4 separate regions of the Homo sapiens genome follow, and all the other regions are linked to region 1. Evidence: chromatin loops called from intact Hi-C (ENCODE). Cell type or tissue: endothelial cell of umbilical vein. All regions are shown on one strand. Links, peaks and the distances in the headings refer to the core of each region. The heading gives the core; the rest is flanking DNA.

What was found. A loop is a pair of places that touch in the nucleus more often than their neighbours do. Peaks named below come from ENCODE experiments on the same cell type or tissue, not always from the same donor. Only the 100,000 strongest peaks of a DNase experiment are listed, where the experiment ranks them.
Region 2: a loop joins it to region 1, with 2.8 times the contacts of the local background. A loop is called at or near these places in 4 of 110 quality-filtered maps.
Region 3: it touches region 1 in a loop (10-fold over the local background); 72 of 110 quality-filtered maps call a loop at or near these places.
Region 4: it touches region 1 in a loop (3-fold over the local background); 31 of 110 quality-filtered maps call a loop at or near these places.

What each region holds. Positions count from the first base shown.
Region 1 is chr13:74,284,768-74,292,365 of GRCh38, forward strand. LOC105370259 (a long non-coding RNA gene) reads left to right here and starts at 3,303. Exons shown (of 4, transcript NR_187797.1): 1 at 3,303-3,452. It also overlaps a transcript of KLF12 not described here and the pseudogene RNY1P5. RefSeq lists enhancers at 2,122-2,622, 2,945-3,239 and a silencer at 2,318-2,377. In endothelial cell of umbilical vein, for the core only: a CTCF peak has its summit at 2,357 (motif pointing left); DNase peaks (open chromatin) are centred at 2,334 and 3,214; H3K4me3 peaks cover 274 bases.
Region 2 is chr13:74,037,305-74,042,304 of GRCh38, forward strand. All of the region lies in intron 1 of KLF12 (KLF transcription factor 12), which reads right to left. Among named protein-coding and RNA genes, the nearest start is that of KLF12, 95 kb to the right of the region's middle. RefSeq lists an enhancer at 1-268. In endothelial cell of umbilical vein, for the core only: a CTCF peak has its summit at 3,085; no DNase peak of the experiment used is centred there.
Region 3 is chr13:73,830,671-73,837,958 of GRCh38, forward strand. The region is part of intron 4 of KLF12 (KLF transcription factor 12); the gene reads right to left. Among named protein-coding and RNA genes, the nearest start is that of LINC00393, 170 kb to the left of the region's middle. In endothelial cell of umbilical vein, for the core only: a CTCF peak has its summit at 4,658 (motif pointing right); a DNase peak (open chromatin) is centred at 4,681.
Region 4 is chr13:73,945,337-73,952,822 of GRCh38, forward strand. All of the region lies in intron 2 of KLF12 (KLF transcription factor 12), which reads right to left. Among named protein-coding and RNA genes, the nearest start is that of KLF12, 190 kb to the right of the region's middle. In endothelial cell of umbilical vein, for the core only: no CTCF peak of the experiment used is centred there; no DNase peak of the experiment used is centred there.

The DNA.
Region 1 (7,598 bases), core at 1-5,000:
TGTGCATGTTCTCAGCTTTCATATATACTATGAAGTCCATGAAAATTATGGGCATTGTAGTATATTTACACTACGGTATAGAATTACGACAACATTCTCACTTATGCAACATCCCATATCCTATTTGAAAGTGTAAATATGTTTTTTTTCCCACCCATTATAAGTAGGGCCTTTTGGGTAAGTATGAGCTCCTTTAACTGTGAGCTAATAATTTCCACTGTCATGGCCTTGAGATTGGAGGTTTATGAAAGTTTCTTTTAACTCATCAAATTTCTCTTGTATGGAGGAGGACAAGTAACTGCATGAATTGATCTTCATAGGGCACATGGTTTTTCTTGTGGGCATGTGAAATTCACTTACAACCCCTTAGAACACTTAAATAAGATCAAATGCCTATAGCCAGCCCTACCTGATTTTTTTTTTTTTTACACCATGGAGAATTTGGCTTCTTGTTAATTGCATCTGCAGTCTCAAAGCTCTTTATGGAATCTTTCATAAGTGATATTAATAGTAATGGTGGTCTTTTATTAATAATGCATAATAACAATAGCTGGCGTTAAAACAATATTAGTTAAGCGATTAGAGAAATGGCTAGAGTTGCGGTTAGAAAATAGGCCTGTAGACATCAATACTGCTAAAGTCATTTATCATTTCTCTCATAAAACAGAAAGAAGTATAATGGCCGACTAAGCTCTTAATAAAATTCTGCCACAATTGCATAACTGCAGACTGACGTTTTCATTTGTGGGAGCATCCTTGGTGGTATTGTGTGATGGGGCATCCCCAGGAGAAAGAATAGAAAACATAGGATTATTTGCATAATTTCCCTATACTCCCTGTGATTTTCTTTCATTCTTCCCCATCTGTAGTTACCATCCATAGCAGAAATGCAAGCAGAGTACCTGGTTTCTAGTCCTGGTTCTGTTACACAATGGCAGGTGATTACATGACAACATCCCTGAGGCTCAGTTTCTTTCATCTGTGAAATGGGAAGGATTATATCTATTTGATAAATATTTTATTGAGATTGCAAGGTAAAAGTGCACCTAATCATGCTTTGTAACATGCTCTAAAAGAGGTATAAGCATTTTTCTAATAATTCTCAGCCAAGCCCTGAAGCCAATGCACTTCTTTTCCAGGCTCATACCTCTGTTTCCAGCTTCTACTCTCCTATCTCTTCCTACAGTATTTCACAGGCCCTGAGTGCTCAAGTTGTCTTTTTAGGCACAAGAAATCCTCCCATACACACACAAAATTAGGACTACCCTCTCCCCAACCACTACTCTTAGCTCACTCTTTCTATCTTCCAAAGGATAACTGAAGATAAACATGATGAACAAATTCATCATAAAATGCTGAATGTTGATAGCAGGGTCATTTTACCTCTTCTTTTTTTCTCTCTCTTTCTCTTCTGTCTCTCCTTTCCTTTCTTCTCTTCTTTCTAAGAGGGTGTGCCACACTGAAATGGATGTGAGGTAATGTATACAACGAAAAGTACAGATAAAAGTACAAATGTGTTAAAACTGTAATATGATTAAAACAAGGTAGGATGTCACTATTCAAATAACACAGGATGGATGGAGAAATTATAGAAGAAAATCTAAGCTAGGGAAGCAACTGAAATTCATGACATTTCAAAATATTGAGCTTCCAGGAAGACAAGATGAAAAGGGAAACAGTAAAAAGCGTATTCAGGATAGACAAATTTTCTCTAATGTAATTGTTAGAAAAAATTTTCATATGCACATTCTTGGTGCATAAATTAGAAGGCAGGTAATACCATCCATGCAGTCTTTTTTTAAAAGTAGGGATAGCCTTCATATGGGTTTGTTAAAAAATTGTTAGCACTGATAAAATACAAGCTGACATCACGTTTACAGGGACTCCTAGGTAATTTGCATTTTTAAAGTGAGCTCTGATCTTAATCCTGAGATGACTTACAAAATCAGCATCTGTGGTGTTAGGACATGGAGGCTGATTTTGTAAGCAGAGATCTTCATCATCATAATAATTTTATGCACTTGCTGTGGCTTTGCACATGTATTTTCTCATCGTGAATGGATTCAGTGTGCCTTCCATGAGTTTTATGTCTCTGTCTGGTTTTTGGAATGGGGACTCAGTAAATGGAGGTAGAGCCTTGGAAAGAATAGTCCAGAAATCATTTAAACCAAGCTGTAGCTATCATTTTCATGTCCCTTTGAAGGAGAAAGCCTCAGAATTATTTCACATATAGCCTCTCAAAAATATTTTAAAGTAAGCTTTATAAATCATTACATGGCTCTTTCCTAGCCCTGGTCCCAAAGGTCTGGTAAGCTTTAAGTCCCTAGTGACACCTGCTGGGCAGACCTCGGCTCACTGCTGCAGGCTTTCCATCAGCCTACCTCTTCCTTAGCATGCAAAGCTGCAGGCCACTAGGTAAGGGGCTGGCTGCCGCTTCCACAGCTTGCAGCCCGTCTGCTCATTGCTCATGCAGGTGACCTCTGTCGGCAGAATCGTGTGCCAGAGTCTCCCCAGTGCTCTCTCGGGGAAATGATTTCCAACCTGTCCAGGCCCCAAGAAACAAACAGGGATCTATCAAAGTTGAGAGAGAGAGAGAGAGAGAGAGAGAGAGAGAGAGAGAGAGAGAGAATCCACCTCTATCCACCCCCAACCCCAGCCCCAATTTACTAAGCTGCTTCTTTGTCTGAAAACTCGGAGGTGAAAGATGCTACTTGAGCCGTATGTTTTGTTCAAGCACAAACCAAATTATGCTATACTTGCTTATATCTGAACATATTGGTTTATCTTACATAGAGTTTAATTGATGCAAACTTGAACTTCAGTATGTTAGATTTTCAGGGAAAACACCATCCCTGTGATTTAGATTGCTATGTTTTTCTTTGAACAAAGCAAAGAGAAGCAAGGCAATTACACCCCTGCTTCGGTTTATTTCCTTCATATTCACCAACCATTACAAAAATAGTGTTTAACCTCTTGTAGTATGACCTCTTGTGTCCTCTACTGTCCAATTGCACAATTTCTTTCTGAGCCAACATCTGCATCCTTGGACAGAGCAACTTGTGTGCAAAGTCCATGTTAGCTGATCAAGCATGGCTTTGTTTGCATTTATTCACTGCTCATCCAGCACTGCGTAAGTGGTTTTGCATATTAACTAAGTGCACAGTAACCTTCCTTTACCTCCTTAGAGCTCCACCCCCCTCCCACCCGGCCCAGGGAAATCAACACTGTTACTCGCTGAGGAAGCTGCCAAGGGGTTGCCATGGCAACTGTTCTGCTTTCAGCAGCTACTTTTCTGGTTTGAAGGGGGGAAGGAAAAAAAAACTGGGGAGAACTAGGCGGCTTTCTGATCAGAGTTCAGATAAAAAGGGTCACAGTAATTTGTGGGCACTGACTAAAATAACCCAATGGATTTGAGAGTTACCGCAAAAGAAGCAAACAGACAAACTAAAGAGGTAAGTCTAGTGGAAGGCAAATAATTAAATTATTCGGTAGTGGTCTTAAGCTGAAGCATTTCAACTCTATATCAGTCCAGCTCATCTAAGATGCTATTTTATGAGTCTTTTCATTTTTGTCCAGAGCCAAACACAGACGATGAGTTTTATGGGATTATAAACGGCAGACAAGCGAGGTAACGGGGTAAAACAGCAGCAGAGTGGGACTCTCTAACATCTGAAAGTCATTTTCCAAAACTTCATTCAGCACAGGAACAATGCGGCATTCAGGCAGAATGAGCTGAAAATGTGGGGTGCTCCAGGTCAAATCAGCAACTTCTGCACTCCTCTCAACAGGGTGGGGAGTGGTTTGCCAAGGTAGGGCAGGAAACAGTCTGATTTCAAAGGAAGGGCTAGGATTAGGCAGAAAACCGTGAAGAGTCAAGAAATGGAAGCCTCCGCAGCCTAGACTGGTGGGTTTCAGCGGCATACAGAGAGCTGTGCTAAAAGCCGCTCTAGACAACTTGTTGGTGGGATTTTGGCAGCTACCCAGAAAAGAGCTGAACAGTGATCCTTGGCTGAAAACTGGCAGGGTGGCGGCAGGGCCGGTCATGCAGCACTAGGGGAGTAGAGCCTCACCCTTCCTGCCTCTGTTCTGTCAGTCTCCCCAGTCAGCACCTGCTCCCCACTGGTCAACAAGCTTCCTGGCACTCCTCTGCATTCAAGCTTCTCTTGCATTATTTATTCACTTTAAGGAATAGCAGTGATGAAAACGTAGTAGCCGAACCATCCTCATCTAAGCTACTATTTTCTGAATATTTATAGCTTTATTTAGAACCTAACAACAGCTACAACACCCAGATAAACTTAAAGGAATTTTTATATATTTTTTCTATTTTTTTTAAGACTAGTCAAGTGCAGTAGTGAGGAAGGGGGAAAGGGTAGAACAAAGAGTTCGATCTGTAATTGACTGCGAACAATCAATTTTGAGATAACTCACTACCTTTGGTCCAGCCAGTTAAAAGGAATTTTAAGTTAGAGAAGCCATACAAGTACAGACATGGAATGGGATGGTAACTAAATGAGAATGTCATGTCGTTCTGGTGACATCGTCGTTAATGTGTGGTGACACGGTTATTAATACTCTCAGTGGAGTAGTAAGGGAAGCTCTAAGCTCTCAGAGGTTAACACCTCTTTAAGGACATGCAATAGTGGAACAAGGAATCTTGAGTTTGGAGCAGAGAGAGCTTAGCTACATGCAGGCAGCAACTTGTTTCTTACCTGAAATACAGCCATTTCGGCCCAACTCCATATTATGGCAGAGTTGACAGATTTATAGTCAACATTCTGTATTCTTTTGTCATTTCCATCATTTTATTTGTCTTTGACAAGTAGAGAAATTTTGAGGTAGAAAGTAATAGGTAATAAGGGAAGGGAAAAAATGTAAATAAATTCCCCAAACAGGAAATGACCAAGGCAAATATACTCTACAGCAGGATTCAAAATTTTACATTCTATATAGAATGATTTTGACAGATGACAATAGACAGTGAAACAGAAGTTTAAAGAGAGAAAATAAAATAAGGCCAAAGACCCAAAGCATTTTATTTAGGCAAAGTTGTGTGAAGTCCCAGAAACTAAACTGGGAAAGGAAGAGATATATCATTAAAGGACAGCCACCTTATATCGGAGCCCTCATAAGTTAAAACAAAATCCTAAGAGTTAAAAACTTGAGTGGGCTCTCTTGTGTATCCTTGATGTAGCTGGAGGCCCTATATTATATAACAGTAACAGGATACAGGATGACAGTTCCTCACAGACTACAGTAAATGTGATTAAATTATCTCATCAGCTTCATACTCCTGAGTATTTGTACAATGCCAGAAAACCATCCATTAATCTGACCTGTCTGCTAGACCCCCAGACAGCATGGGCTAGAGGTATTAATATTCAAAGAAATTTCCCTCTCAAATGGCCAATTGGAGGGATTCCAAGTTTAGTCTCTGCAGCCGTTGACACCACGAATGAGACACGGAGAAATAATAAGGGGGAAAGAATAAAAGCTAGAATAAAATTCAGAAATTTGCTTGAACTCAGCCACAGATTCTTTTTCATTCCTTTCCACTGACCTGATCTAATTCCAGCAGCTATTATCCCTGTGAAACACTGCCACAGCTGAATTTATTTTTATTTTGTCTGCTCAAAGGCAATGCAAAGCGAATTTGAGAGCACATCACCTTCAGGGAAAAGACTGCCGCATATTACTCACTACCTCCCTCCACCCCTCTGCGTGAAAAGGTTAATTTGAATAAGGCTGCTGCTTCCACAAATAGAGCAGTAACCAGCACACAGAGGAACCGCCAATGAGACTGTATTTCAATGATGTCATACTTATACCTGCCTCTTATTATTTGCTGAGTAGTGACAATGTGTTCCGTGAATCTCACGTATTATTGGTTAAGAGCCCTGTCATTCTGAGTACTTCTGGAGAGTTTTAGGCATTGCAGTTTCTTTACAAGCCCAGAATTTTTTCAGCTTCTGCACTTCAACAAACTGTTGGAGAAGGCAGAGTATTTTAAACGTTGTTGTCCTGAAGACAAATATAAAAACCTTTATAATTTATACCTGATTTACATGCCATTGGATGCTAGCTCCGTTTGCACAGCAAACGCAACATAGGAAAAGTCTGTTTTTTGTTAAAATAAATGAACAAACAAACAGTTGGACAGAACTTTCACTGAAGTGTTTCTAGAAAGAGTATGCTTAGCTGAATATTGTCCCACTGGCCTAACTGAAAACAAACTTATTCCACTTATTCTACAACAACAATTTTTTGCCCCAGTGAGCAGAGCTTTCTTAAAAAGAACTAGATCTAAAATTTACCAGTTTGTAGGATACAGGGCATTGGAGGAGGGAAAACCTACCTGGTTTATTTTTGTCCTAAGTGGGTTTTATTTTTAAATCAGTTAGGGTTTTGTGCCATTAAATGTGTGCTTCAGGTCACTCAGATTCCTGGGCTTTTCTGAGGAAATGCCTATAAATAGGTTTGAAAACTACACTACCTTATAATGAAGCTGACAGTTAGATAAATCAGTTGTGCATGAGTTAGGAATTATTCAACTAACTGAAACATTCAAATAAATGTTCTGGTCAGCATGAGATGCAAGTGTGATTGGGAGGCCAGGAAGAAGTGTTGGTAGTGATCTTAAGCTGAGGCTCAAAAGTCTCATCATCTGTGGTGGCAAGTGAGGCCCCAAGCATGGCTCTCTGGGCAAAGTCACATCCTCAGAGATATAGACAACAAGGTCAGTCTGTTCATTGTCAGTTGGCGAAGCAGAACATATATGGCGAAGGTTAATCCAGTCCACAGGCAGGGCTGTATATTAAATGCTCCAGTGAGAAGGGCAGGGCATTAAAGGAGCAACTGGATTTTAACCGGCAGAAAAAGACTAGAAAGTGTTCATGTGTAGGAGAATGAGATGAGAAAGGATGACTATATATGGAATAGACCTCCCTGACTGGATATACATATATGTATCTACACCTTAGTGAGAGAAATCTGGAAAAGCAGGCACACAAATCAGCAAAGATGATGTAAATTAGGAAGAGGTAGAAAGCACCAGATATTTTGGGCACCCATACCTCAAATTCAGTAGCTAATATCAACTATTTTTGAAATCAAAATGTCTTCTCAGCTGTGTATCAGAACTTATTGTTTGCAGAGTCTGATCACAGGTTAGCTAGATGTTGTAAAATTTGATTATTTTATAGTTTAAATAAATGCTTTACAATATTATTGTAGACATTGGACATTCAACGAGATGCTCACTGTGTTAAGAGCATGGGAAATGAGACCAAAGTTAAGTTTAATTGCAGTAAAAAGTAGAGAATAGACTACCATTCTATTAAAGTTAGAAGGACCTAGAGCTGTATCCACTGTACTTGAACTTCCTGGTATTTCTACCAACAAAGTGCATGTGAATTTTGATTCAAGAGCTCTCTCTCTAGTAACAGCATGGTGTTGAGTACAAGGGCCTTTGGTGTCAGACAGACCTGAGTTCAAATCCCAACTCCAACCATTAGTAGCTTTGCAACCTTGATCATTATAATTAATCTATCTAAACTTCAGTTCTCTTGAAGGATAATGATGATACCCAGGTATGGGGT
Region 2 (5,000 bases), core at 1-5,000, 250 kb before region 1:
TTCCACCTTGCTTACATAAACATGGATCACTGTATCTGCAACCCAGCCTGCAGTATGTCGGAAGGGACGGATTCCCTTACAATACACACTCACCCATTTAGACCCCCCATGCCTACCACATGCATCCATCTTTACAACCTCAATTATGCACAAGACATCCACAGCCGCCAATTAAACCGTGTTGAACACTCCAATTCATTGCGTATGAGCCTGCAAATTTTTTTTGCTCACAGAAGCATTTTCTAAGATGCACTTGTCAATTTTTAGCTCATTAATACTGTGGATCCCAATTTTTAGCATTCTACTTAAGTTTTGCAACTTGATACATTTTCTGGATAATGAACACAACATGTGGTCTCTAAGTTCTGATTAATAGGAGTGGACTCCCATTATGATAATGTTGACAATTCATTACTCTAGGAAAGCCAACTTTAAGATAATTTTTTTAAACAGAAAATGTGTAAACTGATCATGGATGAGGGATGATCTGTGGACTGGGCAATGAATACAGATAAAATCACTGCTGCTGTCTCTTAATAACAGAAACATCTTATAGTTCTTCATGCCATAGTTAATGCAGAAGCTAATGTAAAGCACAAGGTCAGGATGATTAAAATCCTGTTATGAGGGGTCAGGGTTAGCTACAAAACAGTAGCACAGGAAGCCTTGTGGGCATGGAACCCCACATACACAAGATCTGTTATCTTGATTCTGGTGGTAGCCATGCAAATCAATACATGTGATAAAACTGCCTAGAACTGATACAAAGGACACACAAATGAGTGCATGTAAAGTCAGTGATCCTGAAGAAGATCTGTGGATTATACCAATGTCAATTTCTTAGTTTTGGCACTGTATTACGTCATGTAAGATGCTACCAGTGGGGAAAACTGGTAGGGAGGAGACAAGGAATCTCCTGTGTCTGAGGAATGGGAGGGGGAATTCCTGTGAACTTATAACTATTCAAAATAATTTTTTCAAAAAGGCTGTCAGTTGCAAACACTGTTAGACATACATGCATTCAGTCAATCATGTATTCATTCAACCAACATTTATTAACCACATACTGCTGCCTAGCATTGCTCTACATGCTGGGGCTACAGACACAACATGATATGATCTTTGATCTGGAAGAACTCACAGCCTGGTCATCCACGACAAAAAGCAGTGCAGGAGGGAAGAGAAGGTACAATCGTACTCGACATGGAGAACAGACAGACATGAACACCTGAAGTTGATCCATATATATTATAGTCCAGCTCCACATTAAAGCAAATGTATTTGTCAATCACCATTCCATTCACAAATGACTATAAACGACTAGTATAAAATGAACATATTAACCTAAGGTTCCCATCATTAAAATATCAACCCTGTGGAGAAATTTTTGCTGAAGTTATTTCTAACTTCAGGACAAAGAAATGTTCAGTTAAAGTAAGTTGACTGCTTTTGTAAGAAAGGGGGTTGTGTTTGACTTCAAAAGCTCAGTATTTCTTTTAAATTCCTTTTTAAGATACATCTTTGGAAATGTTATTAAAATTGTTCAAGCTAAATTTACAGCTTAGTTTAAAACATGTAAAACTTAGGGACGATAACATCCCAGGGGAAAAAAAAATGCTTTATGCTATTAGAATTTGAATATCTATAACTAGCAAAAAAAAAATTAACCTCGAATAGCCATTACTATTTTTTTAATACAGCTATGGATTCACTTTGCACAATATGTGTGTTCCTGGAAAGGTTTTGTAAAAGCAGACGATTTCATTTTAAATTCATTTTAAATTAATATTTTATTTACGCATTTTTTTCCTTTGCTTCTAATTAATTTCAATTAACAGTATCCTGGTATTTTAATTTATTAGTCTCTCTGCCAAGTTGGTCTAATCAGATCTTTGGGTTCCCTATCCTAACATTACATCTGAAAAATGCTACATTAAGACAATATAATTCTCAGCTGGGCACAGTGGCTCTTACCTGTAATCTTAGTACTTTGAGAGGCTGAAGCAGGAGGAGTGCTTGAGTTCAGTTTGAGACCAGCCTGGGCAACACAGCAAGACCCCATCTCTACCAAAAGAAAAAATAGCCAGGCAAGTTGGCATATGCCCGTAGTCCCAGCTACTTGGGAAGCTGAGATGGAAGGACTGCTTGAGCCAGGTGAAGCCAGTGAGCTTTTCAGTCTCACACCACCATACTCCAGCCTGGGCAACACAACGAGACCCCATCTCCAAAGAAATAAAAAATAAAAATACATAAAAAGTTTAAAAACTAAAAAGAAAAACATAATTCTGTAAAAAATTATAAAATAATTTTTATTTAATGATATTGTGCTTTGGCCTTAAAGATTTATTACAAAATGGACAGTACTTCTGGAAATAGGGGGAAATAAAAAATGAAATATCAATGTTATATTTCAAAAGCGTAATACAATTAGGATAAAGATAGAAATTCTTCACACATCTTTAGCCTCAGCTTGGATGAGTGCTGCATTCAAGATGACAGACACAAAAGATGGTAATGCTGACTCCACTAAACTGTTGTCTGACACATAACACTGTCCTGTCATGCCTCAATTTTCACACATGAGCTATTGCTCAAAATTCAGTATAAAATAGTGACTTACGGCTGTCAATGTAAAAAGTATGGCTTGCTCGAACACCAACTCATGGATGTCAAAGACCAAGTGTGGTTAGTAGACAATCTAGATGAAAGTATTCAACTGTGGGTTTAATGCATTAAAATATATAAATGGTAAATCACATATATAGGACCCTTTCTTCAAATTTTCCCTAATAAATGGCCACTACATTATCTTTCAAAACTTATCTGTTAATTCAAAATCTGTATATCACAGGGTTATTAATAAACAGGACAGATGTGATAGCCACAGACTAAGGGAAAAACACATTATCACTTCATTTATATTTTTTTAGTCTAACATGTATCAGGCATAATGCCAGGTGCTAGGGATTCAACAGTCACAGACAGACAGGATTCATGCCATCAAGGAGGGCATCTATGAGGAAGAGAAAAAGTGTGCTCGTGCTGCTGGTCTATGGAATACGGTACTGTGCTATGCAGACCAGGCACCACTCCTGACGACTGACACCCCTAGTGGATGCACTGGCCATCTGCAGCCCCGGCCTGGGACATTGGGATTCCAGAAGACCTGGGGAGCCTCCATTGTATCAAGAACAGTTTCAGGAATGAAAAAGACTTCCAGTATAAAAAACTCAGTGCCAACATCAGAATGCCTACAAATTCTCACCTTTTCCATTTTCAAACAACTTGAGACTGACTAAAAGGTTCTTGGAAAAACTCACTTAGACACAATGAATGCATTACACAGGAAAGCTGTTAACAGGCATTTTCTCCATGATTCCTTTAGGGAGTCATCCCCTCTGCTTAAATACACACCCTACATATAATATAGTCATACAAAACAGTATTCCCGAAGCTGAGGAAGTCAAAAATGTTCATAACAACTCTCACAATAATCCTTGCCTCTGCAAAGCAGGCCAGAATGAAAACCAGCTTTTCTGATTTCCATCTGCCCTCTCCAAAGCTCAACTTAAAAGCTTGACATCATCTTTGACCCCTCCTTCACCCAGACCTTTCCCATTCTATTAGTTGCCAAGTCCTACAAGTTCTATCTGAGAAAACCTCTCAAACTGATCCCTTCTTGTCCATTTGCATTGCCGCAACAGTTGTCTAGGGTGACAATAAATAAACCCACAATACAACCCCAAATAACATCTCCAAAATTCTTTCTCCCCACAAAGATATCTTAGCTGACAACCACACTAGACTACTTATACACACCTTTCCTCCTTAGCACTCCGCTCACATCACTCCTTCCACCTCAAATACCTCACAGAAATCCCACCTCCTTCACATCCTAGCTTTAAAGCAACTTCTTCAGAAAAAGCATGCCCATATTATCTACCATCTCTGAATCCCCACAATATTTTGCACCATTCATGTGCCCTGTAGTATAGTTTCTCATGTAGGTATTTATTATGGAAGTATTTATATATCAAAAGACTGGCTTTGTCCCACACAGTTCAGGGATGAGTTTTATTTCTCTTTTTGTGATTACTGTCCTTCAGATAAGACACGGCTCACAGGATGAGATTAATAAATATTTATCAAATGAAACTGGCTTCCAACATTCATGTTAAGATGCTGACTTACTCTCAAATTCAAGCATTGTGTAAGTAGAGCTAAAATTTTGATAAGTGGGAGGATGGGGGCTTTTAAGAGTTCAATTTGCTGCAGCAACTCTTCCTTCTTAAAACTCATCAAAATCACCAGCATCCACGGCTCAGCGTAATGAAAGAGAAATTAAAAATCAAAGATATAGCTATGAAATTCCCCAGATCGCTGATTTACACACACACACACACACACACACACACACACACACACACACCCCTTCAAAACAGAAAAGAAAACACTCAGGGCAGAATAGCAAAGTTTTCAGAGCAATCTCCTGAGTCAGAATGCTTTGGTCTAATATTTCCTCTACTACATTATTGTGTGAAGGTATTCAAGCTATATAAATACCCTGCTCCTTAATTTCATCTACAAAATGAAGATCATAATTCATATAAACATCTAAAAAATATAAGTGCTAAATAAGTGCTATACAAGTGTTTGCTATTAACATTTTCTGTAATGTATAGTTTAGTCATAACTTCAGTATGAAGAAGGGGTTATCGGCTGGGTGTAGTGGCTCACGCCTGTAATCCCAGCACTTTAGGAGGCTGAGGTGGGTGGATCACTTTAGGTGAGGAGTTCAAGACCAGCCTGCCCAACATGGTAAAACCCCATCTCCACTAAAAATACAAAAGTTAGCTGGGCATAGTGGCAGGCACCTGTAATCCCAGCTACTCAGGAGGATGAGGCAGGAGAATCACTTGGACCCAGGAGGTGGATGTTGCAGTGAGCTGAGATAGCACCACTGCACTCCAGCCTGGGTGACAAAGCGAGACTCCATCTCA
Region 3 (7,288 bases), core at 2,289-7,288, 450 kb before region 1:
CCCTTGTGTCTTCCAGAAAATTACTACTACCACAACGAGGCAAGATAGAACAGGCGTGTCTGTGTTGTATATGTCTTTCTAACCAATTCCCTGCTCAAAAGAGCTCTAGGCAGGGGCCAGATATGTCTAAAAATGACATGGATGTCGATCTCTGAAACGCAGTGAACCACACTTTGACTAAATTTCCCTGCACCTAGAAATGTTAACCTACAGCTTAAGGCTGTTGTTTTTCAGGCTGCAGGATGCTAAAGAAATGAAAATACATGATACAGTACTATAATATCAATATTTAGCAACATGGAATTACCTCACGCAATTCATACACACACACACACACACACACACACACACACACGCATACTTATTTTACATACAGAATAGATTTCATATATAATAAATTTTAATCCTTGTCAAAAAACTGAATGATTTAAAAACATAATGCCACCTAATTTGAGGAATTATGGAATTGGATATTTAAAACTGACACATTCTCTAGATAATTAAGGCATACTTTTTAAAGCATCAAGCCTAAGTACAGCAAAATGGCTATGGAGTATTTAGAAATTCTGACTTAATTCAAGGCTCTACCACTCTTAAGCTGTGCCCTTATAAGTGGTACAGAAAGTGATATGAGTCTTAGTTTTCTCATTGCAAAACACTGACAATAATATCTACATGTTGGTTATTGTCAGGCTTAAAGATAACATATGTAAAGCAGAAAGAACATATAAGCACTCTATAAAGGTTATTTAATATTATTTAAATGATTTTTAATAAATATATTTACAAGATTTATTACATACTTTGCTACCTTTTTCAAATGGACTGATGATAATTTAACCTTTCTTTCATTACTAATGGTCATTATTTCAAAAGCAATTATTACGCTGTAATAAAGTATTCTCTCCAAGGACTAAAGCGCCGTGTTAGCCTGTTTGCTCCCATCCAGAAAGACCTTGCTGCAATTATTCAAGTTCTTGTTTTAATAATAATTTTGACGTTTTCTTTGCTGGCTGCCACTTTTTTACCCTCAGTGCCCCTACAGATAAAGGGAGTTTCCTAATTTGGGAAGGGAATTGGCAGATGAGAATCTCAGGAGGTATTCAGCATCTATAAACTGGTAAAGCAAAATCAGTAGATCTATTTTCTTTCAGTAACAAAATCTACAGAAAGAGAAGTGCTACAAAATTTTGTGACTATTGGGCATCCATAAAAATCTACTGAGAAGACATTTTGGGGAACCCAAGTTATAAAAATAACGATTGAGAAATATTCCTATCACTTATTTTTCTTTGCATTTTTATTTGCTATTCTCTACTTACGTGGTTAGAAAATTATATTCACAAAGAACATAACAAATATATCCAAGCCAAGAGTTAAAATGCTTTGAAAGACGGAGGATCTTGAGTCCTTTCCTATAAGTAACATAGAGTACATGTAATGTAGACAACATATTTTGTATCATATGCAGTGTCTGTGTGGGAGGTGACCTCATGGGCTACTTTCCAGTACAAGCACAGTATTCCTCATTCTTTGTGTGCCCTCCATTCTCTACTCTCATTATTTACTCTTTTCCTGGTCTGAAACACTCCTACCTACTTTGAGTACCAAAGCTTTACGCTTCTCCAACTTTCGCCTCAAATGCCACCTACTCTCCCCTTCTTATAATGTAAGACTTCCTCCAGAGTCTAGTTCATGTTCTCTGGAGATTTACAACCTAGGCCTCTAGAAGGTTTCCTCTGTTTAAAAGGTCTCTGTGTTTACAGAGGACTGATTCACAGCATTCACGTCTGACAAAGGCCACACCGGAGATGATTAGGGGGAGCCCTTGGATTTAGCACAGAAGAGACAAAAAAGCAATCAAGAAATTGAAAATGCCTTCTAAACACAGAACACTGGAAACAATTCAGACAAAGCTATTTTAGATTCGTGCTGCGGTTTACTTAATACGTTTTTAAGATCAGAGAACTGAGGAGGAAAACCAAATCTTTGTTTTATGGATGCAACAAATGGGCCCACCATGCTAAATACATCATTTATTCTTTCTCACAGAGAGATATTTAACTCTGTGGTACAAATAAAAGTAGCAAAGTAGCATTTCCCTTCTACTTAAGGTTTGTTAAAGGAAATTTATGCTTTTAAAATGCTCTACAAACACCAAAAACTGATTGTACCATTATCAGCTTTTAAATCAAAACAGCTTGCTATCTGCTAAGGACAGGAAAAATGGTCGATTTATTTCATAAAACTTTATGTACAAAGAGACACTGCCTATGAACTTAATGGAGAGAATATAGAGTCTGGAGAGGTAATTTTTATTACAATTTATAGTGGGATTACTCATACTCCACAGTTTTCAGATTTTATGGCATCATGATGCTGATGCAGTTAACTGCAGTGGGGTAGGAGGCATAATTTGTTTCGCCCTGAGTGGGAAATGAAATTGGCGTTACTATTATATAAGAAACTTAGCAGATTCTATTAATTGCCTGGATCCAATCAAAGCTATTAGTTATCCTAGTTTCACAGGTAAAATATTTTACCTGAGAGTAAAAGAATAAATAAGAACTGACTACAATTTTCATACAGCAATATCTACGTATTAAGACTGTTTGGAAGCCCAAAGAATATTTCTTACCCACAGGAGTTCATCTCCAGAAACTACTAAAACCTAAATCACATCAAGTATCTATAAGGTACCACCAAACATTATTCTCTAATATTAAGTGCTACAAAATAAAACAACTAGGGAAACAGCAGAAACAATGTATTCAAGAACACCAGGCGACTACAGATTGACATACCACAGCAACAGCTTGGGGGATGGTATTCACTCATTCTGCACTTAAGAGTGTTTATTGTGTGCCAGATGTTGGATAAGGCAGTAAGGCAATGAGAAAAGATGATGTGTGTGTGTTTGTGGGGGTGGTGGTGGTATATGAATTGCCTTACAATTTGGTATGTACTGTTTCAGAAAAGAAGGCATTTGAGCCAGATCTTTTGTCAGAGAAAGAAAAGGCTTCCCTTTGCTTTCTACATGGATAAAGGTAGAATGTCACCTGAAGGGCCACGCAACATGGCTGGGACGTGAGATGTATTTGGTGGAATGGCAACAGACTGAGAGGGAGGGGTAGTATGTGAGGTAGATGTGAGGACGTGCGGAGGCTTGCTGGTTACATGTTATGTTTTGGCAGCCTCCTATTTCACCATGGGAAGGTTTATTCTACTGTCAGGGTTCAGACTGCACGTCTACACTGGCCACACAGCATTCCTAAGCATCTCACACAAAACACTGTTCCTGCAGTGTTTCCCACATTAATGCATTCATTTCTTCATCCATCTCTTCAGTAAATATTTATTGAGCATTTACTAGTGTCAAACACGATGTTGGGGAAATATTAGCTAATGAGGCTTAAATGGTACTTTCATGGAGCTTAAATTGTAGTGTAGAATTCGGGGAGAACACCTCCTCCCCCCACCACAACCTCTTTATTTTAGAAATGAGCATTTATAACAATATAAACCACATTATATAAGCACCACAGTTCTCAGCAGAGGAGCTTATTCTTACTATACGTTACCCAAGTCCTGCTATATCTTTCTCTCCCCAAAGAACTGAGAAACCCATATACCTAGCAAAGAATTACCCTTCTTCTAATTCTACCATGCTCCTACTGAACTCCTAAGACCCTAGTATTTGAAAAGGCAGTTTATCTGATGAATTCTCCAAGGGCTATTCCTAGTTCTCTCAGTTTTACTAAGTTTTCCTACATTCTGTTTTCCTGAACTCTTTCTGTCCCAAGACATAACTGTCCATTGCATTTATTTTCATTTTATCTTATTTTATTTTACTTTTATGAGACAGAGTCTCATTCTGTTTCCTACGCCAGGGTGCAGTGGTATGATCTCGGCTCACTGCAACCTTTGCCTTTCAGGTTCAGCCAATTCCTGTGCCTCAGCCTCCCAAGTAGCTGGGATTACAAGGCGTATGCCACCATGCCCGGCTAATTTTTGTATTCTTCGTAGAGACGAGGTTTCGCCATGTTGGCTAGGCTGGTCTCGAACTTCTGACCTCAAGTGATCCACCCGCCACAGCCTCCCAAAGTGCTGAAATTACAGGCGTGAGCCACTGTGCCTGGTCCATTTTAATTTTATTTTCTCTCTCTGACATTCTAGGGCACTGGTATCCTTGCTCAGTGGGTTCACCTCTCAGCAAAACTTCCTAGTAGCACACAAGTTGCCATATATACGCTTCCATTTAGCCAACAAACCTAATCCATAGTTTTAAAAAACACTAAGCACAGATACACAGAATGCAGCATTTTTATTTCCACTGAATAGAGTCACATGCAAATGTATAGGATGGGAAGTGGGATAAGCGGGTAGAAGTTAAACCTTTTTTTTTTTTTTGGCCCAAATCAAATATAGTCCTAAAAAATTTTCATACTCTCGAAGTCTAAAAACAAAGTAGATAACTTAGGTCTCGAATTCAGGTTTGAGTTTTACTTAAAAGGGTCATATTCACCACACTGTCTTGCAACACTAAACTAGCTGGGAAAATCCGGGGGCATGGAAGAAAAAATAATTAGGGGCATGGTAGAAAAAATAACTAGATTACCTAGAGTTCTCGTGTCTTTCAGTTCATGTCATTTTAAAATTCTGCCACTAGATGGCAATAAAAAGACTGTCCTTTTCATTACAGGTCTCATGGTTCCATATTACATGACTTCTGGAAAAGGTGATTTGGTTGATATGAAAGAGAAAAATCAAGACTCAGAAAAAGGTAGAATGGTGAGGAGTGGAGGGAGACAGAGAAAAACAACTGAGAAAAGGAAGAAGACAGAAAAATGGAGGGAAGGTGAGAGAAAAAAGGTGTTAGAACTGAGGGGGTTACTTTGAAAGGGAGGTGCAGAAAGGGCAAGGAAAAGGGAAGGGGCTGAGTGAAAGCAAGGAGAGATGCAGTGGGGTCTCTCTGAAACTTTTTGGACAGGAACCACAGTAAGAAATACGTATTTCAGCATGACTAGTATATATACACACCCCCTGCCCGCAGTACCACATTTGCATATATGTAAACAAGTTAATGAACAAAAGTTTCATGGAATAATATTTATTTGGGTGACACTCTCAGATACTTTTCAACCTACTCCATTCTATTTCATTTCTTTAAAATCACTCATTGTGAGCTACTAAACTGATATCCAACCAGAAATGACCCCCAGTGTGATAATCATTTTAGTCTACTGTAAACTAGAGCTGGCTTTTAAAAAGAATTTCTCTTTTAAGTGCCACAGCTAGGACTGGGAGATATTCCTGGCTTTGTAAATTGCCCATAAAACATTTGTTGAATAAATGAACTAATTATTAAAAGAAAAAAAAAAAGGTGAAGCTGCTTGGTCTTGAAAAACACATACAATTGGCCAATGATCAAAGTAGCATTTCCCCTACATAAAGGTGGCTGGAGAAAGAATTGAGTATGTGATTATCACCCAGTAAATTGGTAGCTCTTTTTTATTTATTGGATAGAAAGACAAATATCAATTAGTTGTTTTCTAAAGAATACAAAGCAGAATACCCAGTTAATCAAATTTCCCCATTAACAAAGGAAAACAGGCAGAGTGAAAGAGCTGAGAAAATAGTAACATAGTCTGGAACAGAAAAAGAATTATTAAGGGAGTAAGAAAAAAACAGGGAACAGAAACCACAGCCACAGAGTTGTAAATTATTAAAAAGCCAATTTAAAACCGTGCTGGTAATGATTCTAAGACTAAGTTTCCCTCTTGAATCTCATATTCTTCCTTCTTTCATTTGTTCCTACTAATGAAAAGGTGTTTACTTACTAAATATGTTTTCACATATGTATGTATTTCTTACAGTGAGTATAGATGCCAAAATAATTCTACAAATACTTGCAATCTACTATGTAGAATAAGAATTCCCTTGTAGCATAACAGCACTTGTACTATATGAAATCAGAAGCATATTTAATAAGAACATAATTCCAGGATAGAAAAAATTAGTTTTTTTTAAATAGAACTATTCACAAGGGAAATAAAAGATATTACACATCAAAATCCAATATGTAACATTCAATGTACTAAATATTATCAGAGAAAACTTTTCAGGTTTGGTGAAAAAGTAAATATGTAGATTACATTAGAATACTTTACCAGTAAAATGTAATTTAATCATAGAAGTATTTCTTTAAACACAAACTAGGTCTTTTTATTATAGGAGAAACTTGACCTAATAAATAAAATAGTGTGCCAGGTTACCTTATTCGGTAGTACCTAATATCACCTTACAATGAAATGAAAACAAAGCCCATTTTTTAAACATCTTCTTGCTTTAGCTGCTTTACCTAACAAATGGATTTGACTGTCCTGTTTATCTTCACTTCCTTAAGTAACATCTACCTTTTAAAATGATCCGTCCTGGGTATCCATACCTTCTCCTCTTCCTCCTCTTTTCTCCTTTAAACTTTTATTTACTATTTAATGCAGGGAGGTGGGAGGAGCTAATTAAACTCATTTCTGGGCATTTTACAGTCTATGAGGAGCTTAGAGTTTTCTCCTTTCTGCTAGCTCTCTTAGAACAATACAGACAGCTTCTGTCTCCTCCCTGCGCCAGTTATTATCATCGAATCTTAGAACTATCCTAGTCTATGCCAGATGAAGCAGCGAAATCGACAGATTGTAGGCATTTCAGATAAACAAGAGCGTAAGAAGCCAATTTTTTGATGGAATCTATTCAACCTCTTGTGCATGCCCAGAAGTGAAAAAATGCAGATAAGTTTCTACCATGTTGAAAATCAGGTAAAAATAAACCACAAATCACCAATGTATCTGTAGGAAAAAAAAGGGTTCTGAACTCACAGTGAAAATTCAATATTTCATAAACATGGGCTGCCTGCCTTTCTCTCACTATTTAACAAGCTCCTATCTTTGTTTTGCCATAAGAGTGAAACACTCAAGTCTTATCAAAGCCTATATTTAATAAACATAAACCAAATAACAGCAATATTCCAGTCCCATTTCCCAATAAACAACATTAAAAAAGTAAAGACCATAAGTAACTTGCTAGTTTGTCGATAAAAATCAAATTCTAAATTGAAGAATTAACCTATGGCTAGTAGTCACCATACTTAAGAGTAAACAGAATCAATTCATCAAGGGAAGCAAAGATAACTTCACACATAATCACAGGTCAGCTATCTAGGACTATTCTGTCATATGGATGGGTGACGCCAGGATTCCACCAAATGGTGAACAAAAGAGGACAGTCACAT
Region 4 (7,486 bases), core at 1-5,000, 340 kb before region 1:
CAGGCACCTGTAATCCAAGCTACTCGGGAGGCTGAGGCAAGAGAATTACTTGAACCTTGGAGGTGGAGGTTGCAGTGAGCCGAGATCACGCCATTGCACTCCAGCCTGGGGAACAAGAGTGAAACTCCATCTCAAAAATAAATAAATAAAAACGACTCTCCTTTCAACAAATCATAAATTACATGTTCTTATTACCAAATAATACCAACAGAGTGCAGTATAGTGAAACTATTTCTCATATTTCTTGACTCTTCTTTTTGTTAAGAAAAATGTTCCAAGAAATAAAACATACAGAGCCTCCAAGGAATCAACAAAAAAAAAGCAAATTTACTCTGGAGTTAATGAGCATTTAAAAAGTCTACACCACCTAGTCTATAAGGTGATAAAAAGAAGAAAACAAATTACTGTCAATATTATTTCCCCATAAATGTTCAATATTTTCAAAACTGGCAGGATACTTTTTAAAAATGTTTGCTTTTGACTTGTCCCTTTTTTCAGAATTTTATATCTTAATAGATAATTTAGAGCAGAAGGAACTGTGGTATATTACTGGTGAGCTTGGGTGAGTTGTTCTAAACTTGAAACCCTTTCATGGAGGCCTGTGGGTTGTTTTCACATGGGGCAGGGATCTCAAATCCTAATGTGTCACTGGCTTCCGAGGTTGGCAGCAGCCAGCTTGGCTTACCACCATCCAGTCTCAGGAAAGCCTTCCTGCAGCCGGCCAGCCCTCGACTCTCCGGAGTCTGGCAGCAGCTCTAGGAATCCACCTTAACAAAGCACCCTGTAGGCTGTTTGGCTGGTAGACAATGAAGGATGAGCTGATATTGCTTCCTACCCTGGAGGAGTTCTTGCCCAGATGAGAAGGCAAGAAGATGCCTTATAAGGAAGGCCCAAGCAAAAGAGGAGAAAAGACAAAGAGCGATTCTGGAAAAGCAGATTTAATGAACTGTTAGAATCTGATTAGAGGCTAATGTCCCTTTTAGTGCTTTGTACCAATTTACAGCTGATATACTTTAACCATTTTCCCCACTGGCTGTGATAAACTCATTAGTTTAAAAAATGGAAGCTAACCAGAGTCTTTGAAGTTAAAAACTGATAAATCATAAAAACCTGACTGGGTCTGTGTTCCACTTAACACATTTAAGTATCACTATATATTCATGATGGTTTTTCTTTAAATTTATATTGTTCTTGAATAATTCTACATGCAATAAAGTCAAGATGTACGGTTTAGTTTCACGTACAAGTGAAAAAAATAAAACATTCTCGATTTTTTTAAGAAATCAAGATTTCCTGGAAATCTTTCTATGATTTTCTAGAATCATTCACAGCCACAACTATAATAAACACCATAAATAACAATGTTCACAGCTGGGGAACTAAGCTTCAACTGTTAAACTCTTTCAACTAGTGCAGATTCAATCTGTATATATGCCTGTTGCAAACACATGTGAAGCATATTCAACTCTGCATTCACGGATCTAACCTCAATCCTCATAAACAAAAGCGTTCAGTATCACAGCATGCTCCAAACTATCTAGGAAGGTGTGTGATTTTTATACAACACATGGTAATTACACAGCATTGACAATACAGTCCTTGAAGCAAAATATTGATAGATGTATCTCACTGAACTAAGATCAGATACATATAATCTCAGATGAATGTAGACTTTAAATATGTACTAGATTCTAATAATCTGGAACTGCTGTCAAACATATCTTGCCATGATCTTAATCAAAACACATTTGCTGTGGAATCAATAGCTCAACTGATTCCTAAGAGATGAATAAAATTACAGTTATCAATTTTAGTAATGTAGTATTCTTTGTATATTTATAACAAACATTTTGATGTTACACAACCCTCAAGAAATACTTTATGTATGCTTATACACTTGTTTCATGAGTGAATTGTTTGAATTAATGAAAAATCATCCATAGAATTTGTTAGTTGGCTGTTGACCAATTCCATGTGCACGGGATGAGAAGGATAATCTTGATATCCCATTTACCAAATATGAATTGGCAATGGCCGGGCGTGGTGGCTCACTCTTGTAATCACAACACTTTGGGAGGCTGAGGTGGGCAGGTAACTTGAGCTCAGGAGTTTGAGACCAGCCTGGCCAACATAGTCAAACTCTGTCTCTACAAAAAATACAAAAATTAGCCAGGCATTGTGGTGGGCGCCTGTAGTATCAGCTACTGAGGAGGCTGAGGCAGAAGAATCGCTTGAACCCGGGAGGCAGAGGTTGCTGTGAGCCAAGATGGTGCCACTGCACTCCAGCCTGAGCGACAGAGGGAGACGGTCTCAAAAAAAAAAAAAAAAAAAAGAGTTGGCAACACAGTAGTCGAGCTGACATTCGCTCTCCCTGTCAAAAACCATATAATCACAACAGTCGTTGATCCCAACATCTCAAAATATTCTGAATGTAATGTGCAGCAAGGAAACGGACTGATCTTCAATGACCAGAACTCATAAAAACATACAATGGGGTGACTTTCCAGGTCAACTCCTACAATGTGCCCTCCTAACCTCCCAAGGCAGGTCATTTCCTTTCTCTCCTCCTGACCTTGACTCATTTTGCACAAATGGAGTAATAAGGAGCTAGCTAGGCAATACTCAACAGTTCTAAGCTTTTAAACAAGGGTTCCTGTCATAAGTCAAAAATAACTGCTGCTATTTGTTTTGCTCTTTGTAAATACAGGAAATATGATATTTTATTGAAATACACATCCACTTTAAATCTTCACGTTCAGCTACAGGTGATGAGAAATAAGAATATGTCGCCCCTGCCCCACATCTACATTATGCTAGACAGTGATGTAAGGGACATATGAACAGTCAAGATTCACTGCACCAAGTTGGTTGGGACACTTTCATAGCAGATTCTTTTTTTTTTTGAGACAGAGTCCCACTCTATCACCCAGGCTGGAGTGCAGTGACACGATCTCAGCTTACTGCAATCTCTGCCTCCCAGGGTCAAGCAATTCTTGTGCCTCAGCATCCCAAGCAGTTGGGATTACAGGCATGCGCCACCACGCCTAATTTTTTCTATTTTTTGTAGAGACGGGGTTTCACCTTGTTGGCTAGCCTGTTCTCGAACTCCCGGCCTCAAGTGATCCATCTGCCTTGGCCTCCCAAAGTGCTGGGAATACAGGCATGAGCCACCAGGATGGCATAGCAGATTCTTAAAGGTTTGCAATGCAAGAGTGCCAACTGGTTAAAAGTAACATCCTGTGGGTACCTCTTCCTATAGAAAAAGTATCAGAATCAGATTACAGGGCAATTAGGGGTTTGCATAAAAAAGATTTCTTAGAGAATTCAACTTCTCTCACTTCTACCCTAACAACCACAAACACCAATAACAGCAATTTTTTTCAAGTCCTATTGCAGATGTGCCAGTTCCACTAACAGGTTAACAACTAATTGCAAAACCTTTGCTTATATACAAGCACATTAGTGAATTCCTCCCTCTCTCTGGGTAAGGGTTAACAAACCTAATAGATTGAAATCATGTTTAGGTAATTATTTCAGTTGTCTACTGCCATGCAACAAATCACACAGTGGCATGAAGCAACAGTCATTTTGTCATTATCTTGGTAACAAAAATAATACAGATATTTGCATATTTACTGTGAGCCAGATCATGTGCCAAGAGCTGTGCATATAGCTGCTCATCTAATCCTCACTGCAACCCAAGAGGTTGATGCTGTATTATCTGATGTTGAGGCATCTGAGACATAAGGAGGTTAAATTGCCCAAGCCCACACAATTAGTAAGCAATACAGCTGTATTGAAAACCAGTGAGTGTGACCCCAAGCCAGCACTCTTAATCACCATACTCTATGTACCTACCTGTCCACTCACTTACCTTTCTCTATATCAATATGCACTCCTAATACAATAGAAAAAAAATATGAACACCTTATTGAAGGTCCCAACAGAGACATTGTGGAATCTCAGTAACAGCTCCTCCCTGAGCTGGGCTAATTTAGCTATGGAACTAAATGTGAAACTTGTGGTCACTGGTGAGTAGCAACGATTTGGAGAATCAGTCTCTGGTTTCAAAGCTATTTCAAAGCTATTAATATTTTTTTTCCCTTTAAGTCAAGTTTTCCACATATTTTCTTAACTTGATGAGATTATATGTTTCTATCCTAGGAAGATCTCATAATTAATTTAGCCAGTAACTTCATTTGCTACCCAGCTTTTAAAAAATATTCTTGCCTTTGGTGGCTCACTCAGTATTTTCAAAATGGTTTCATGGCCTTCAATGAAACGCTAACTTCACCTTCTACATTTTATACTCAGGACAGATGCCTCTCAGCATTACATTTAATTTATAATGGCTAAGTGTAAAAACATCCTTTTCTCTACTCACATATCCTCATGCTGATAACTCAGTTTCATAGAGGGCATATAACTAATCAAAGTACCAGAAGTGGGACAAAATAAACATCCCTTCAAACACAGACTTTGCCATTCTAGCCCAGCCTTTCATCTTACATTCTTTTGCATCTTAGGAGAATGGATATCAATGTCAATAACTGTATTTTATTAACAGAAATAAGAGCCAAAACCATAGGCCTATTGGGACTCTCAACTAAAATCCCCCATATGTTTCAATGATCCAAATTACATTCTTCTGAAATATTTGTCTTCGGTTTCAAAAACAGAATCCTTCCATTAAAATCCTCACATTGAAGCATATGGAACAGTATCTCTCCTAAAGACTGGTAAAACTGTCTATGTAATGCAGCAATTTTTAATTTCCTGATAGCAATTATCAGTCTGTTTCCTATGTTGGTAAAGTGCCAAGCTATCACAACAATGTGCAGTTTATACTAATATTTTAAAAAATATTTCCTATTAGTGATAGTTGCTGAACTAGCCATGAAAAGCAGATGTTCTTATTCAAGTTGCAAATGGATGCTTTTCAAAAGGGCAACCAATCCAATCCAAACTGGGAGCCAAAATTTACTATTGGCATTTCCAAAGGCCTCAATACATTTTTAAGGATTACAACAGATGCATGCCTACTTTCCTTTGTTCATTGGGCAGAGGATGGTTAAAATGACATCTGAGCTTCCGAATAACACTTTTCACCCCAGCATTTACACAAATTGTACTAGAAAAGTATTTCTGTCATTCATACTCTGAAAAACTGCACACACTTGGGGGTTGTGAGTTGGCTAAATCTTTCCTTAAATATTCAGTGAGGGCCTCTACTTGCCCGTCATTCCATTCCATCTGCACCACAGTCATGAACCATGGATAAGAGGAGTGTTCAGAAAGCAAGAAAACATCATGGCAAGAGAAGTATTAACCTACCACCAACCAATCCCTAGAGAAGGAGGACAAAACTTCAGTTCAGCTGAACAGGTATTAACATTATGAGGAGAGATCTGACATGTGGAGGCAGGTATTAGGGTAGAGATGGACTTACAAGTGGGTTTGATGTCAGGTAAAGAAAAGAATTGACTTCAGTCCTGGAAAAGGAAGCCAGAAACAAGATCCTTTCTGGGAGATGAGGCTAGCAGAAACTAATGCTCAGGACCTACCCACAACAGTCCAGAGCTAGGAAACAGGAGTAGAGAGAAACCAGAAAGCTGGCTGGGTGCTCCAGTCCATGATGCCAGGCCTCCTTCCCTGGGCACATGCTTGGACACAGAAGCCAGGCACCATGAGCCTGGGCAGAAGTGCCAATGCAGCAGGCAGGCCTCATAGACGATCAAGAAGTACATTTGCAATACAACCACAATATCCTCACAAGTTTCCCTAATTTTACAAATTATGATAACAGTTATAATAACAATAACATTTATTCAACACATGTACCAGGGGTTGTTTCATGTGCTTTACATTCATTGCATCATTCATACATTGATTCATTCCCAATATACTTATTGAAGGCCAGTCACTGTTCCAGTTATTTATGATATATCAGTGGGCAAAAAAGAGAAAGTTCTGTGGAGTTTCATTCCAGTCATTTAATCGCACATCAACTTTTTTTAACTACGGCTATTTTAGATGAGAAAATTATTAAAGTTTGGAGAGATTATATAATCTGTCCAAGATTATGAAAATGACAATGAGTCTAAATTCAGGATGACAATCTATTGTTCATTGCTTCCAGAGATAGAGATCCTCAAAGCACAGGGTACTTTGGCACTGCTACAAAGCTGTGTAAGCCTAGAACTGTGCAAGCAACTCTGGCTAGTGGGTTTCAGGCTCCTGATATATCAAGAGACCAAGTACCACGGCTGAGGTGGAAGCAGCAAGGCAAAGGCAAACTGATCCCATATACAATGGAGAGGAGAGCTCTAAGCTCATTCTAAAGTTCTTGCCCTGACCTACAGCAGGTGCCTCTAACCACTTCCCCAACCCCATTGTCCACCATTCTGTTCAGGCTACATCTTGACCATATCAAAAATGCTCCTCCCTCCAGGACTATGTGCATTCTATTCCATCACAGTATTCACCACTACCTGACAGACTCTTTATATGCCATTACACTAGAACATAAGTTCCAGGAGGACAGAGAGTTCTCTTTTTGTTCGTAACAGTACTCCTATCCTAGCCTTGAAACTTACACCATTAAGTAAATAAATATCTGTTGGACTAATAAAAAAATATAAGATCCAATCATTCTCCAGGATCTAGGAGATAAGCTTGTTGTTGACAGATGGGATGAGCATAGGCAAAATCTTAAAGAGATATGAAATTCCCCATATTGGTGAACAATAAAACAGAATTTGGCATGGCTAAAACATAATGTTCATTGGAGAAGTAACTAGAGAAAAGACCAGAAAAGTTACTTGGAGTCAGGTCATGAAGGGTTGTATCAGTCCCTTCTTGCATTGCTCTAAAGAACTACCGGATACCAGGTAATTTATAAAGAAATGAGGTTTAACTGACTCACAGTTCCACAGGCTTGTACACGAAGCATGGCTGAGGAGGCCTCAGGAAACTTACAATCATGGCAGAAGGCGAAGAGGAAGGAGGCACATCTTACATGGCTGGAGCAGAGGAAGAGAGCGAAGGGGGAGTTGCTACACACTTTCAAACAACCAGATCTCCTGAGAACTCACTCACAAGACAGCAGTAGGGCAGTGGTGCTAAATCATTAGAAACTGCCCCCATGATCCAATCACCTCCCATCAGGCCCCACCTTCAACAATAAGGTTAAAATTTGACATGAGATTTGAGTGGAGACACAGAGCCGAGCCATATCAAGCTTCTTATATGTTATGGTAATTCATTTCTTCAAAAATGTTTCTGTAATGCCTGTTGGGTGCTACTTGCTAGGGGTGCAAGTGAACAAGACGGAAAGGCTCCCTGCCTTAAGACAGCTTGACGTAAAAGGGGAAGAAAAGTGTATGGGCATCACATAACAGGTGGTGACGAGTCATGAAGGCTTATTAAGCAAAAGCTAAGTTTAAGCGTTGTTTACAGAAAGACAGGACTAGAAGCAATTTGGAAG